Linked DNA regions of Homo sapiens: regions 2 and 3 are each linked to region 1. The links are chromatin contacts, found by Hi-C in ENCODE. All regions are on one chromosome and are shown on one strand. Each heading gives the region's core, a stretch centred on a gene start or an enhancer-like site at or near the end of the contact. The rest is flanking DNA. Distances are from core to core; before and after follow the strand shown.

What was found. A loop is a pair of places that touch in the nucleus more often than their neighbours do. Pooled maps may share reads with other maps.
Region 2: a map of sigmoid colon shows a loop between it and region 1 (7-fold over the local background). The contact joins the promoter of LANCL1 here to the promoter of IKZF2 in region 1. A Hi-C loop is called at or near these places in 1 of 168 maps with a recorded cell type or tissue (sigmoid colon) and 12 of 50 pooled maps.
Region 3: a loop to region 1 is called in a map of CD8-positive, alpha-beta T cell, with 6 times the contacts of the local background. The contact joins the promoter of KANSL1L here to the promoter of IKZF2 in region 1. A Hi-C loop is called at or near these places in 1 of 168 maps with a recorded cell type or tissue (CD8-positive, alpha-beta T cell) and 8 of 50 pooled maps.

Annotation. Positions count from the first base shown.
Region 1 is chr2:213,149,709-213,152,861 of GRCh38, reverse strand. IKZF2 (IKAROS family zinc finger 2) reads left to right here and starts at 1,250. Exons shown (of 9, transcript NM_001387220.1): 1 at 1,250-1,449; 2 at 2,615-2,718. RefSeq lists silencers at 660-1,019, 1,100-1,159.
Region 2 is chr2:210,475,182-210,478,420 of GRCh38, reverse strand. LANCL1 (LanC like glutathione S-transferase 1) reads left to right here and starts at 1,662. Exons shown (of 10, transcript NM_006055.3): 1 at 1,662-1,801; 2 at 2,009-2,105. The coding sequence starts at 2,025. It also overlaps a transcript of CPS1 not described here.
Region 3 is chr2:210,170,072-210,173,193 of GRCh38, reverse strand. It overlaps KANSL1L (KAT8 regulatory NSL complex subunit 1 like), which reads left to right and starts at 1,785. Exons shown (of 15, transcript NM_152519.4): 1 at 1,785-2,045. RefSeq lists enhancers at 856-1,489, 1,490-2,125, 2,519-2,698, 2,126-2,760 and silencers at 1,569-1,898, 2,019-2,328.

The DNA of each region.
Region 1 (3,153 bases), core at 1-2,500:
ATCTGTGATATGGTTTCTCAGGAACACCGTTTGGCAGTCCTGATAATTTCATGTGTTTTCAAATTTCAGCCATCCAGACTACACAGTTCACTATTTTCAGCTCCTTTCATTTTCCTTTTCCCTTTAATTATAGAAGTCTCTATTCCCTCTTTTCGCAAATGTGGTCAGGAAAGATACTAAATGCTACTATTTGTAGAAAGAATATGCATTTGTTTTTCTCTTGACGGTTCACTTAAGTTCTTTCCAAATAAACAAGCTGTGGTTGATAGTGATAGGTAACACTTCAAGGGTAGCAACTTTTTGTACTCATCCGTTCCTTTGACTTTGGAAGACGTGGCACATGCCCCGGGGGAGAAAAAGCAAGTCAACACTTTAGTTTTTAAACTTGCACTGTTAAAGCACTTTCAAAATAGTAATAGTTGAGCTTCATCTCAGACATGAATGTCTTTCTCAGTCTATTCCCCAGGACCCCTCTTATCCCGCTTCAGGTCCCGGTCAATGCGGTGCGCTTTCCGAAATGGGGCCGCAGAGTTGCCGGCGGAGACCAGTAGGTGGGAGGCTCCACGCACACTCCCCGACTCGGCCGGGACGCGGCTCCCGGACTCCGCGCAGGGCGCCAAGATCGCCGCCCCGCTCCCTTCCCCCGGCCTCCCCACCAATCCCAGTTTGAAAGAAAACTTCACGCGGCCGAAATGAACGTCACCTCACCGCTCCAAGCCTCCAGCCGGCAGAAAACGTGAGATTTATTATGACACGGGGAGGGGAGATGGGGGTCGCCGTGGCACACTCGGAAGCGGGTTACCTGGCCCCCGTCGGGGGCGGGGTCCGCAGTCCGGGGACCAACGGGCTGGGGGCGACGCGGCCGGGCGCGCGGGTGGGCGCGAGGGAGTGCGCGCGTCGCGGAGCCTCCGGGGCAGCACTTGTCCTGTAATCGATTGCCGAGCGCGCCGAGCGGCTTAGCGCGCAGACACGCGCACACGCGCCCGCCAGCCCGCGCGCGCGCGCACACGCGCTCTCATACACACACGCACAGGCGCTCGGGCCCCGCACACACGCACGCGCGCGCACGCACGTCCGCTCGCCCGCGCCCGGGGCTCCGCTGCCCGCCGCCAGCCGCCCGCCGCCGCCGCCGCCGCAGCCGCCGCCAGCCCGCCCTCCGCCCGCGGGCGTCTGCGCGAGCCCGGCCGGCGGGGGAGATGTGCTCGGGCTCCACCGGATCGGTTTCTCGGGGTTTGACCAGCTGTCCCGGGCTAACCCTGCTCCTCGCTGAAGATGGAGGAAGTAAAAACAGGATTACCCTTAGCTACAGATCCACTGCCTTAGTTTCCACCACCAACTGCAGTGCACAAACACACGTTAGGCACAGGAAAGAAAGAAAGACAGAGGACACATTAACAGTAAACACAAACAAAAGGGTGATGGGATTATTTTACTGCATGCACTGCTGAGGTAAATCTCCGCTTGGCTTTTGCGTGGTGAAGAACAGCTCTTGTTTTGTCTTCTGATTCATAGATTATATATAAATATGTGTATGATTTGCAAAGGGGGGAGTGTTTTCAAAGTTAAGTGTAATTATATAGCATCTCGTTTTGCACTGTGATGTGATCAAATGACTTGTTGCTGTTAACCAGTAATAATAATAATAATATAGGTATTTTTCTCTGGGAGGGATGGATTGTGGTTCTGATTAGGGTAATGATTTTTGTAAAGGACGCTCAGGGAATCGGGTTGAAGATGATGTCCTCTGCCTTAATTTATCGTCCCCTCCTTGTAATCTGTTTCTGGGATGTTAATCGATTAATCAGTTCTCATCTCTATAGCTGTCATGAATTTGGACTTGTTTTGCTTTGTTTTAACTTGAATTCCAAGAAGAAAGATTGGGTAGGCTGGAATAAATTGAAGCTGTCCAGATAGAAGGTAATATCCAGATCCTGTTGGAATTAAAAAAAAAAAAAAACCAAAAACCCTGGTATGACACATGTAAACAGGCAGCAGTTAAATCACTTTGACAGGTTCTAGTATGGGCGAAAGAGATGGAATTAAGATTTATTTATTTTTTTTCTTTTTTGCCAAGGGCCAAAAACAGTCCTGTGAAGTTGGCCTGGGTTCCTAGCTGGGTTCTGCCTGACTGTCCCTCCCCTCTACCCGCCCCCCCCCCCTTTTCTTTCAGTTTTCTTGTCTTAGCTTTTGGTCGATTCTTAAGGAACCGGTGGATCAAGTTTTTTCTCTTGTTAATCGCATTGCTATAGCACTGACTGACCTCTCTCTCTCTCTTTTTTTTCCTCTTTCCTGAAAGTACGTGGTGCCATTCCTGAGTGACTTTTCCTACTAGACCATCCCTAAGGGACGAGGGGGAGGGGTGGAAGGAGGAGGAGGAGGAGGACGAGGAGGAGGAGGAGGAGGAGGGGGGTGTTCTTCTCTCTCATTTCTTGGTTTTGTTTATCAGCCGATCTGTTTGCTGGATTTGGGCTTGGAATGACCCACCTGTAAAGTGCTTTTCCTTCCTCCTCCCCTTGAACTCTGCAGGGGGCTTGGCTTGGAGGGGGCAAGGGAGGGAAAGAGAGAAGGGGGAAACACAAAAAACTTCTTTCTTTCTCCCTCCGTTTATCTTCAGCCCGACATTGTCACCTCCTCTTTGAGGGGTTAGAAGAAGCTGAGATCTCCCGACAGAGCTGGAAATGGTGATGAATCTTTTTTAATCAAAGGACAATTTCTTTTGTATGTACATTTCGTTTCTCTTTCTCCTTTTTCTTTTTCCTTCTTTCCTTCTCTGAGGGTTAATAACCATTTCATTGATGGGGCAGCCTTCTTTCGCTTCTCCCTGACGTTTCTTTCTTTTTAATATGTGTGTGTTAAATGTGTACATTTTTAAAGAGATAAGCTCATTTGTAAAATATCCGAAGAAACTGCTCCTCTTTTAAACTTTACGGATCTCTTTCTTTAAAGCCTTATGTAATCATAATTTAAAAGAATGTGATAACAGTACAGCAGGTTGAAATTTAAGTGCTATGTAGTGACTGAGTTGGGAATTTGATCTGATTATTCCATAAAGAAAGAAATAAAAGTTTTTTTTTGGGGGGGGGGTAAGGGAGTGTGGTGGTGAAGAAGGGGAGGGGAGGGAGAAGGGAAGTGGTTTTGGAGACAAGAAGTGAA
Region 2 (3,239 bases), core at 413-2,912, 2.7 Mb after region 1:
GTAAAGCCCAATTGTCTAACAGGTATATGAAGGAAAGTTCAACACCATTAGCCACAGAAAAACTAAAAGATTAAACATCAGTGAGATTCTACATTATTCATTAGAATGGCAAACATTAGAACACTAGATAATACCAAGTGTTGGAGAGGAGATGGAAATGACAGAAACAATTGATATGTTGGAGTGAATACTCTTGGAGTGAACAATAGATACTGTTAGAGGGAATATAAACTAGTCCAGCAGTTTTGGAAAGCAATCTAACAACATTGGGGAAATTAAGTACAGAATCTCATATGATCCAGCAATTGACTGCTGGGTGTATGTCTCAGGGATACTCACACAGATTCATAAAAGCACATGTTCCAAGAATATTATTTGTAGTATGGAAGTTAGAAACAATGTCCATCATTAGGGGAAAGGATTAGTAAAATAAGATAGAGGCATACTATGAAAATATACAATTACCATCCTGCCTTGCTTAACAACAGTAATATTTAATTGCTTAAAGACTGTGAGTGGGATAAATGGATAGCCTTTAATCATTAAAGAAAAAATAATTGATAAAATGTCTCTCGTTTTCCTTTTCTCTCTTGTGAGTTGCTCCTTCAAACACCCATCTTTTAAAACATGAGAGATATCCAGCTTAAGACTCACCATGGGCCTCGGCTAAATCTTCATGAATTTGATGAGGTTAAGAAAGCAACTACATTTCCTAAGAAAGCAACTATTTTAAAAGAGCAAACCTGGGTGTGGGGAGGGATTAGGAGTAGAGTTTGGGATGGCAGCCTCAGAAGGACAAACTTAGGCCAAGGAGGGAGGGAGTTGGGGTGGAGACTGAGCTTCTCCAGTTGGAGGTCTGGAGCTAGGACTCTTCATTGAAACCGGAGAGAAGGAAAAGGAGAGAGTGAGGCTGACTTTTTAACTGAACTCCAAAATTCTCTGAGCAATAGAATGGGCCTAATATGTACCAGGTGGGATTTAATTTTAAATGAAAGAAAAATGTTTCAGATAGCAGGGACTGTTAAAACATTGAAATTGAATGTTGTGGATCTCCTGCTGTGTTGGTTTTCAGTATTTTTTAGAGCTTTGTTATCCAGTATTATAGTCCAATTTAGGCTAAGGAACAGAATAAATTTCCTAAGAGCTGTAATTTGTGTTTTCATGTGCTTTCCCCAAAGTATTATCAACTGCTATTTGATATCCTGTCCTTTGGGCATATTTTTGTTGTTGTTGTTGTTAATGATGGTGGTGCTTTTTTGTTTGTTTGTTTTAAGAAATGAAAAGAAAAGATTGGCAAGTCCCTGGAGAGACATTATCCCCCCACCCCCCGCCAAATTTTATCTATTGCGAACAGCAGAAATACCAGCATGTTCAGATCTAAAAGCAGTCTGTTTCTTCTCCAGGTTAAAAAAATATATACTTCTTATGACTCTGGACTTAAATTTGACTTTTTAAAAATAAGAAAAATTAAAGAAGGGTAGGAAATATTGGTCACATCTCCGCGTGATTCTAGGTCCTCACTTCTGCTACCCAGTAATTAAAATACCCTGCGTTATCCTTTAGAAATTACACGCCTGTGTCTTTAACAAACTGTAAGAGAGAAGGGGGCGGGTCTCGGGAACGGCGAAGGCTCTGATTGGCCCTCCTGGCAGGAACTGGGCGGTAAAATAGCCCTTCTGTTACTGTCCGGGGCTGCGGGGTGAGAGGCCAGGGCCGAGAAGGGCTTCAGGACGCGGGAGGCGCACTTGCTTCAAGTCGCGGGCGTGGGAACGGGGTTGCAAAACGGGGCCTCTTTGTCCGGGTGGGTTAAGGGCCCTGGCAGCTTTTTCGCGAAGGCGCCATGTCCTAGCAGTTGGGCCGCAGTGGGCCCGAGGTCCACTCGGACCGCCGAGACGGCTCGATGGCCCTGGAGCTGGAGGAAGGGGGATACCTGGGCGCCGCCGCCGCCCTCGCAACTCGGCCGAGGCCCCTATCTCAACCTAGTTTCTGTTTTTCCCCTGTTCTGCAGGCTTGCTTCCGGCGTCATGGCTCAAAGGGCCTTCCCGAATCCTTATGCTGATTATAACAAATCCCTGGCCGAAGGCTACTTTGATGCTGCCGGGAGGGTGAGTTTAGGATATGTCTGCCTGCATCCCTGCCTCTCCCCACGGTGTTCGGAAAGGTGCTCATTTTTGCCTGAGAGAGTTGAGCATCCCCCTTTAAAAAAATACATGATTCGACGATAAATACGTAAATTATTTAAAAATACATGTTAATATATACAAATTGAGCTCTAACATAATGTTAAATGTGTCATTGTTAACATTATTAATTGAAATAAACTCAATTATTGATAGTATAAATTTTAAAAATTGGCAAATATGTAGTTTACTATGTAATTGGCATTTTTTAATGTATTTTGGTTTGCTTCTTAAAAAGAGGTGAAGAATCCTAACGGTATTCACATGTGCCGTGTTACTCCTTTGTGATTATACACAAGTGCGTTCAGGGTAATGATGAGAGCAAACGGTGGTGTATGGTAAGGACGTCTTTAAACTGTTAGTGCTTAGAGAATTTGGGGACCTAGGAAACCTGAAGTTCTTTGTACCGGTGTCACTCCACAGGGCATATCCACAGCTGGAAAACAAAAAAAAAGAAACTTGTAAATTAAACTGGTTAGCATGTCACAAATCACTGTGCAAAAGAGAACCTGGATGTAAAATACTAGGGGCCTGTGTTTTCTCATGCCTCATTGGGTGAACATAATTGTTAAGAGGGAATACAGATATTTTTAAGAATACCTACTTTTGGCTGGGTGCAGTGGCTCACACCATTAATCCCGACACTTTGGGAAATCAAGGCAGGAGGATTGCTTAAGGCCACGAGTTTGAGACCAGCCTGTGCAACACAGCAGGACCTTATCTCTACTAAAATTTTTTTAAAAATTAGCCAGGTGTGGTGGAAAGCTTGTAGTCCCAGCTACTTGGGAGGCTGAGGCGGGAGAATTGCTGGAGCCTAGGAGATTCGAGGCTGTAGTGAGCTATGATTGCACCACTGCACTCTAGCCTGGGTGACAGAGACCCTGTCTCTAAAAAATAAAAAAATAAAATTTAGTTTTGAAAATGAGTTAAGTTGGAAACAAGGCACACGCTTTAAAAATTTTACCAGTTTATTTCTTTGAAACTTGTCAGCCATACAAAAGACATTTTATGTGATATAAAGGCCTTACAGATTTCATCCCTGTCAAATTAATCTGTGGG
Region 3 (3,122 bases), core at 536-3,035, 3.0 Mb after region 1:
TCCTCTATAAACTCCATGAGGACAGGGAATTTGTTTACTAATATATCTTCATTAGCCATCACAAAACATGTGTTCAATAAACATTTGGCAAATATATAAATATTTTGTTTGGTAGCAAAAAATTATTTCACAGGAGAAAACTACCATTAAATGATTTGATGTCTCTACAGTTCCTTCAGGTTAAAATCTGAATTCCTGTCATTCAAGATTTACTCAATCTAGTTGACAATGTACTTTTCTGCCCCCCAAATATTCACACAACATCTCCTCAAACCACCCAAGGACACTATCTCCTGAACTATTGATGCCTTCCTCCTCTCTCTTAAGTCTTTTAAACGTCCAACTCAAATCCAGAATCTTCCTTTGATCTATCTTAACACATGCTTATTAGATGTCTCAAACTGCTAATTAAAAAAACAAAACTTTAAAAAATACTTTATTCATTTTTGCATTTCTGTCCCCAGGGACTAGGACAGTCCTTTGAATATGGTAAATATCCAATAAATACTTACTGATTTAATTATTTTTCACAACACATCATTAGCTTACAATTTTTATTACAATGAAAGTAAATCAATTTCCTAAAATTCTTCCCTTGCCCCATATCGAGGTGCAATTATTCAGTAATTAAAAAAATATAGCTCCAATAAATGCAGCTGGTCATAAAAATTATTTCAGTAATATCACAATCTACTAGAAGAACCAGGAACGAGTAGCTAATTTTCCAATTCCAGTTATCTATGTTACGGATTACGCTTTGTTATGACTGCAATTCCTTGGATTTCTCCCCTCTTCCGCCCCCGGGATCTTATCCAATTGATAAGGTTAAAATAATGGCTATTATCCTTCTGGCTTAAAAAGCCTAGTGCTCTTCGTTCCTTAAATCATTTCATGTGTAAATTCGGTGCTTAGGAAAGACTGTGATACAACATCTAAGAAGCTACATTTAGAGTTCAGTTTTAAAAAAATCGAGTTCTTGGCTGGGGAAGTGCCCAGGTGCAGGTTTGTTTTGTGGTGAGCGGTTCGCGGGGCCAGGTGCAAGACGCTCAGAAGTGTTTTTGGGTGTCGCTGGCCAACTATCTCCACATAAACTCCGTTTGTTTATTTGACAGCGTTACTGCAGAGGGGAGTTAGGTCCAGCGCCACTCAAACCAGATTTGTAGAGACTTAAAACTGCTTTGTCTGTTTTTTTTTTTTTAATCATAAAACCACCCAGTTGGATCCAAGGCAAATTTGTCACCTACTTCAGGGCCCCTCTGAGGGTCAGAAAGAATTATGAGCGCATTTGAACGCACGGCCCAAATAAAAGCAAACGCACGGAGACTTGCGGACTTGACAATTGTGAGAAATCTCTTAAAACTCGCCTGTGGAGCGGCGGGCGAAAGCCGCGGACGCCAGCAGTAGTCGAGGCCCCGGCGCGGACGGCAGGGAATGAAGTCGCCTGACTTTTCCTCAGGGTTTTGTTTTTCTGTCACGGAGGTACAAAAATAGCAAAGCAGGGGTGGGAAGTCTCCTGGCCGTGTTTTTTTTTTTCCCCCTCGCCAGGGATGGCACTGGGAAAGAGAAGGGAGGAAGCAGGAGCTGCACGGAACCCGTCCCGAGGGAGCCGAGGTAAACCCTGCACCAGAGTTAAGGGAGTCGTGCTCCTGCCACTTCCAGAACACTCCGAGCCGCTTCTGCAGGCCCCGCCCCCTGCCGGGGTTTCCCCGCCACCCGCTTCATTTGCATGGCGCTGCCCCTCCCCCGTTGCCATTGGCTAGCGCCGGGCCCCGCCCACTGCTCCCAGACCGCGGCAGGGTTCCGTCCCCCCGAGCCGCACGGAGCTGCGGGCAGCGGGCGGACTGTTAAACCGCGGCGGCGGCGGCGGCGGCGGCGGCGGCGGCGGCGGCGGCGGCGGCCGGGGCGGGAGCGGGGCGCGCTCTGGAGACGAGTCAGCGGCGCCCCGGGTGGGGGAGGCGGGCGGGCAGCTAGAGATCACCTCAGCAGCCCCCACCACGGCCGGACCGAAGGTGCGGCGGCGGAGGGGAGCCAGGGCGCCCCAGCAGGCGAGTGGCCGGCGTCTCAGCGGCGGGATGACGGGGGTGGGTCTTCCCTCTTGGGGACGGCGGCAGCGCGGGGAGGGGAGAAGACTGCCGGGTGGACTTGCGGGTCAGGCGACCGACCGGCAGCCCCTTCGCCCCCCGAATCCTCTGGGCTGCTGGACTCTGGTCTCGGCACGGGATCGCGCTCTAGGGCGGGGGTCTGACCGCAGCCAAATTTAAACGGCTAAACCTAACAGCCTTGGCAGCTGGGGAGGGAAGGGGTCTAGGGAGGGGTGGGGGCGGACCTGGACGCCGGTCACGTGGGGGGTGGGGCTTGGCAGACCTCCCTTTTGTTTTGGCTGGCGCGTGCGCAGAAGGCAGAACACGTGGTTTCCTGGACCCGCCTCTTGCCTCATCGGCTGAGCCTCACCCATTGGGGGTGTGGTGACGGCTCTTTTGAGGCGGCTCTGAGGCGGAGCCCACTGGATTTGATGAGACCCCTATTTTATTTATTTCACACTTTCTTTCAGGAAAACGTAGATTTGGGCTTTAGAGTTAGATGGGATAGAGCAGAATCTAGGGGATTTTTGAGGGACGGTGCTTCCAAGTTTGTGTCACCGGTGTGCTGAGGAAGGGACCGGTCTTGCTGGAAAAAGTCAGATTGCGTGGTGTTTGGTAGCAAGAAATACCAGGCGGTATCCTGGCCGTTTCAGAAACCACAGGAAAGGAAAGAGGCTGGCTTTGCAGTCGGGAGGGCAGGCACTGGATGGACGTTCTTGTAATGTTTTCTTACTCTGGGAGAGTCCGTTTTTGTTTGTTTTTTTGTTTGAACTGTGGTAAGCACATTCCGTTTTTGATTCCCCAAACTTCAGGACATTCATGTTCTGGCGAGGTTTAGGAGACAAACTTCCTTCGTCTTTAGCCAGTTTGCTTAACTTCATCTGAGTTTGGGTCAGTAATAATTTTAAATATTGCTGGATGGGGCAGGTTTGTTAGCCACAAAACCTAAGTGAAGTGAGCACTGCAGACAAAACTGGCAATTTCTGACTAGGAAAAAATGACTCTAAAAATAATTCAGTATTGAGAAAGAGGCTTAACAGT